Regions from separate parts of the Homo sapiens genome. Here region 2 is linked to region 1. Evidence: read pairs that join two places in POLR2A ChIA-PET (ENCODE). Cell type or tissue: Caco-2. All regions are shown on one strand. Links, peaks and the distances in the headings refer to the core of each region. The heading gives the core; the rest is flanking DNA. Region 1 has its middle 30 kb from the start of PPM1H. Region 2 overlaps PPM1H (protein phosphatase, Mg2+/Mn2+ dependent 1H).

The links. Peaks named below come from ENCODE experiments on the same cell type or tissue, not always from the same donor. Only the 100,000 strongest peaks of a DNase experiment are listed, where the experiment ranks them.
Region 2: POLR2A ChIA-PET joins it to region 1 with 6 read pairs; 3 of 35 experiments call an interaction of 5 or more read pairs at or near these places.

What each region holds. Positions count from the first base shown.
Region 1 is chr12:62,963,842-62,966,760 of GRCh38, reverse strand. It overlaps the pseudogene RPL14P1. Among named protein-coding and RNA genes, the nearest start is that of PPM1H, 30 kb to the right of the region's middle. In Caco-2, for the core only: no CTCF peak of the experiment used is centred there; no DNase peak of the experiment used is centred there.
Region 2 is chr12:62,833,352-62,836,270 of GRCh38, reverse strand. The region is part of intron 1 of PPM1H (protein phosphatase, Mg2+/Mn2+ dependent 1H); the gene reads left to right. Among named protein-coding and RNA genes, the nearest start is that of PPM1H, 100 kb to the left of the region's middle. In Caco-2, for the core only: no CTCF peak of the experiment used is centred there; a DNase peak (open chromatin) is centred at 1,710.

The DNA.
Region 1 (2,919 bases), core at 270-2,769:
GGGGTTCTTATCCCTGACGCAGGCGGCCCCTGCTGCTGTGTTGTTCCCCTATTGGCTAGGGTTATACCGCAGCATCTAAACTAATTCTCATTGGCTAATTGAAAGAAAGTGACAGGGTGAATGGCTTGGCAGGAAAAAATGGTTATGCAGGGTAAGGAATGAGTCAGGGCAGACCAGGTAGCCGGTAATGGGAATGAGTCAGGGTGGAGCAGGTGATTGAAATGAGTCAGGGTGGAGCAGGTGATCGAAAAAGGTTGCTTTATGAGGAAGTGAAGTTTAAAAATAGAAGGCAAAGAATTGAACATACTGACATATTGATTCTTTGTAAAGAAATTTAGAACTCATATCTAACACCACCATGAACTACCAAATACTTCCTCATGAAATTAGACTTTTCCTTAAGAAAATATCAGTTTTGTCACATAGTTAATTTAGTCACCAAACATGGACATCACTCACACAGTGTGGCATTTTAGCAATAGAACTTGTAGAATTGAATACATTATATGAAAATCAGATGAGAAAAAAGTTAAATCTTCTTCAGGAGCCTCTGGGAAGATTACTCAGATTTCTCTAAAAAAAATTTAACAAGCCACTTTCACGTTTATTTTACAAAGAAAAAGTAAATACTGAAAATAACTAAATGAGAACATAATGATACAACGAGCCATTTTAAAAGATCTGTTTTACCTTCCTGAAATAATAAAATACTCACTATTATCTTTTTTTTTTTTTTTACATTTGCCAACAGGTCAAAAAGAACCTTTATTACTTTTTATGATTGCCACTTATGCTTTCTTGCCAGATGCCTTTGGAGCAGGTGCTTTCTGGGCTGGAGCTTTTTGACCCTTCTGAGCTTTTGGAGCAGGTGCTGCTTTCTGGCCTGTGGCTTTCTGGGCAGGAACCTTCTGGGCTGAAGCCTTTTTACTCGCGGCCGTCATCTTTTTTGCTGGAACTTTAGCAGCAGCAGCAGCAGCAGCAGCAGCAGCAGTACCCTTAGTACCAGGTGCTTTTTTGGGAGAAGCTTTCAGGAGAGCTGCCTTTTGAAGCTTCTTAACTTCATTCTTGATTATTCTGTTCCTCGTTTTCTTTGCCTTCATAACTTTAAAACGATCAAAATCTGTCATCTTGGCTTTCCTTTCTCTGGCTTCAATCTTCTTGGCCCATCGTGTGGCTGCCCATTTTGTATTGATGTCTGCCTTCTGCCAGGCTTGTTGGACATACTTTTGGCGGGCACTGTGCGGAAACTTGAGGATGAAATCAGTGAGCTGCATGCACTTGAAAGGCATGGCCTGTCTCCTCACTTGAGTGCAAGGTCCATCGACCAAAGCCCTGTTCTGATCAATAACATCTACAATCGCGACCAATTTTCCGGCATGAGGTCCAAAGGAGACATAGGCCACCCGGCCAACCTCCACGAAGCGCCTGAACACCATGTTGGTGGCGTTAGGTGAGAAGGCCACTATTATCTTTTTTATGCTAATGACTTTCTGGATCAAGACAGAAATTTGTAGGTGCAAGGTTTGATTTTTTTTTTTCAAATACTAGGATTAAAGTCATGAAGACATTCTATCCCTTTCCCTTCTCTTTCTGCTCCATGCACTGACCTGGGGAGAGTTGTTCTTGAAGATCCTAGTTAGAATTCTGGGTGCATTTTCCCATAGAAATAATGCTATAAATGAATATGTATACTTGAAATATTATTGCTTCTATATACTAGGTGTTTAATTTCCAGCCTAAGACCACAAAAACTAGTTCAACCATAATATACCTTGTATATTACAAATTAATTTTTGACATATAATCTGTTCATAATTTTAGGACTCTGAACATTTAAAAATTAGACCATCAGCTACATGTAAACAATTCCTGTTAGATGAGCAAGTGATTTATAGTAACAAAATTTACACCTGAACTCCTCTTGCATGACAGATTTCTAAATTCATAGAGTCACAGGATGCCAGAGCTGGAAGTATCTTCAGAATCACTCAAACCACCTCTTCATTTTACATATAAGGAAACTGAGGCCAGGATGTGCACAGTGGCTCATCATGCCTGTAATCCCAGCACTTTAAGAGGCCAAGGCAGGTGGATCACAAGGTCAGGAGTCCGAGACCAGCCTGGCCTACATAGTGAAACCCCATCTCTACTAAGAATAGAAAAATTAGCTGGGCATGGTGGTGCATGCCTCTAGTCCCAGCTACTTGAGAGGCTGAGGCAGGAGAATCGCTTGAACATGGGACGCAGAGGTTGCAGTGAGCCGAGATCTCATCACTGCACTCCAGCTTGGGCAACAGAGTGAGACTTCGTCTCAAAAAAAGAGAAAAGAAACTGAAGCCAATGAGGGGAAAGCATTTCTGCACTCAGGTAGTTAGGAGGCAAGCTAGGACTTGAAAACAGTTACCGTAGATTCTATTTTCAGCTGAGAAAATGCCATTCATCTACTTACTTGTTTGTTCTTCATCATATATTGAAGAAACATTTGCTATGTACCTTCAGTGTGCAAAATCTTCTGCTAGCTGCTGAGAAAATTCAAAGAACACAAATTGGCATTTGCTCTTAACTAACTAAAATCTAATTGTGCATAAAGAAAGAGAAAATTGGAAAATTAAGTTGCTGCACAAGAGTTACATAAACATAAAAGTTATGTCAACATATATAATTAAATGAATTGAGTTATTCAGAGAATACGGATAATATGTTAGGATTTCAGAGGATGGAGACATCAGAGTGAATTTGAGGGATCAGGAAAGCCTTCATCAAAAACAGAATTTAGACCCACTCACCCATCAGTTCTTTCAGTAGATACTTACTGAAGACCCGTTATTTTCCATATGCTATACCAAACCCTAGGAAAATAAGGATGAAAGACATTGCCCTTGACCTCCAAAGTTAACAATCTAATGGAAAGACAAAGAT
Region 2 (2,919 bases), core at 191-2,690, 130 kb after region 1:
ACCATGACTTATTACCTCCAGTTTAATTTCCAGAAAAATACTTTCCCTCTTTGTAAACTGGAAAATAATGTGACCAAAGGTATGATGATTCGTGGTCCACCAGCATTTCTTTAAAGCCTTCAAAATAAGCATCATGCGTAAGTATTGTTTAGGCCAAGAATGTAGATAGCATAGTCGTTTTTCCTGTTGACCTCAAGGTGGTACTGACTTTACGCTGGAGCATACAGCAATGGAGTGGTGCCCCTGGTCCACCTGCTTGCCTTTAAGGAATCTGTTGAATCTGTTAACAGCATGCTGCTCCTCAGCTTGTGAAACAAAGTTTTTCTCAATTACTTTTTATAAAATTAAAGATTTTGTTCACATATAGTTAACAAAGCATTTACCTTTGAAGTGCAAAATAAAATATTTAAGTTGATACTGGTCAAACTTGTTAGAGCCAAATGAGATTGAGAAGAATGAGGCCTTTCTACTAAAGCTGTGTAAAGTAGGGGAGTTGAAATAATATAAAATAGGGGATAAGAGTTGTGGCATTTTTTTTTTAAACACAGTGACTTTAAATTGATATTTAAAATTTAATATTTAAATTAATATTTTATCATCTGAATGGTAATCAGGTTTCTGACAAAACAGGCTTACATAGGTGGGACCACCATCTTCCCATTAGATTGACATTTCTGACTGTCTGATACTTCATTAGTGCTATTCATAAGCTACGTTCAACATGAAATGGCAAAGTAAGGGCACCAGTAATTGTTCTTTCACAGTTCCCTGGGTTTGAGTCATTGCAGGACAGACCTCTGAACCAGGCACCGACAAGAATAGATGCACAATAGGAAAATAAAACAACCCAAGAGCTGAAGCAGAAAGCTCTCAGAACTCCCAAGTGTGTTCGCATTTAGCTGTGTGACCTTGCGCCAGTCATGATCATCCAGGTCACTGGTTTTCTCATATGCATGCAATGAAGTTTCTAAGACCTCTTGCTGAAGTTAGGTCAACTTTGGAGTTTAATAACCACTCAGGGAAAGACAGGAGACGAAGCACGTTAAGGGGACAGGGATTCGTGATTTATGTAATTATAGTAGCTTTGTTGTCTGTTGGAAACGGCAGTGGTGGATGAGTCACCTTGGCATGTAGCTGTTGGAGATCAGCGATGCTTTTTTGGTTCAAAAAACGAAACCAAAGGAAAAAACACCTTTCTACAGCCCAAGATTAGGTGCCAGTGGTCAGAGTGATGCCAAGTTCTGGAAATAGCATCCAGGATCTTGTACGGATGACAGTATGGAGGGATGGTTGTCATGAACAGGTTTTCCCAGCTGAACCCCCACTTGAGCTTTCCCCAGGGAAGGCGCACATTTGGGACACCATGGTGGTATAACATCACCCAGTAAAAAATCCACCCCAAACATGTTGCTTGGGAAGTCACCACCAGTGACCGAGAGGAGGCAGGTGGTATTTTGGACCTCCTTCCTCTGCCTGGTTTGGTTCTCTGAGGAGAGATGTAAAAGGCACGTTCCAGACGAATGCATGTTCTGTACTACGAGCTTCAGCAGCAGGCCCCCCCAGTGACTTGGCCTGGATAGCATGAGCTTCTCTAGGGACAGGCAGATCTGAGCCACCTGTTCTTTCCTCTTTCCTGGGCCTTTTCCCAGACTCCTCCAATAGCCAGAGATGCTGGGAAAGGCCCGCCCTCTCAGGCCTGGACCAGACCTTGCCTGATTTTTTTATTCTATGCTTCCCCACAGTCCAGCTCAACCTGTCACAGACTGATGTCCCCAGGGCACAATAGGAAGAGGTTGGGTTAGGGGTCAAGATAGGCTCATTCTGAATCCCAGCTGTGCCACTTCCTGGCTGTGGAGCTTCTGATAAGTTGCTTAGCTCAGGCAGTAAATGCGGTAGGATTAACCATCATGCAGGTAGCCTCATTGTGTCCCTAATATTTACATTTTATCCTTAAGCCATATGAAAATGTCTTTCCTTAGAGGAAAGAGGAAATGCATTTCCTTGAAGGTGGGACAAGAAAATAGACATTGAATCCTCCCTTTCCCCACTGCTCAGCCCCTGAGAGTGTGTGATAAGCCCCCGAGGCCAATTTGACAAGCCCCAGGACAACAATTGTCAAACTTTGTAAGCAACAGTCCACTTAAAGACAAATCTTAGGAAATACTGTAATATGTGAAATAAGTAAACATAGGCTTTTGTTTATAGAAATATGCTAAAGTTGAAATTAGTAGTAAACCCGATAGGACCAGCGAAGCCCTTTTTATTGATACAGAAATTTGAAATTGAGGAAATAGATGACTGATATGATCTTTTCGTTAGAACTTTCAGATAAGTAATTGCAAATAGTAGTTAAAAAAAAAATTCTCCTTCCAATCAATGATATGGTCAATTGAAAAGATAGATGGCTTAATATGCTAAAGCTGCCCAAAATATGTCAACTTGCATTTATTTGATCACATGTACAGATGGGAATGAACTTTTAAATTATTGCATTTTTTAAAAATGTGTATACATTTTTAAAATAAAGAAAATGTTAAAATTTCTGAAACACCTCCATAGAGTTCCAGAGTTTGGCAGAAGTGTGCTTTGAAACACGCTCGCTTACATCTTGCGGCACTCAAATCTCAATTTGCTTTCCATTTCCTATTTGGTTGTGGCATGTGTGTGTTGGCTTATGGAAATTGATACCATTTTTAGTACTAAAAGCTATTTGATGTAAGAAATGGTGAAATTTGAATAAGGTCAGGAGTCTGGGTGAGAGTATTGTATCAATGTCATTTTCTCAGTTTTGATATTGTACTGTCTTATATAAGATGTTACCGTTTGGGGAATTGGTCAAAAGCTACATGGGACTCTGTACTATTTTTGCAATTTACTCTGAGCCTATAATTATTGTAGAATGAAAAGGTTTTTAAAAAG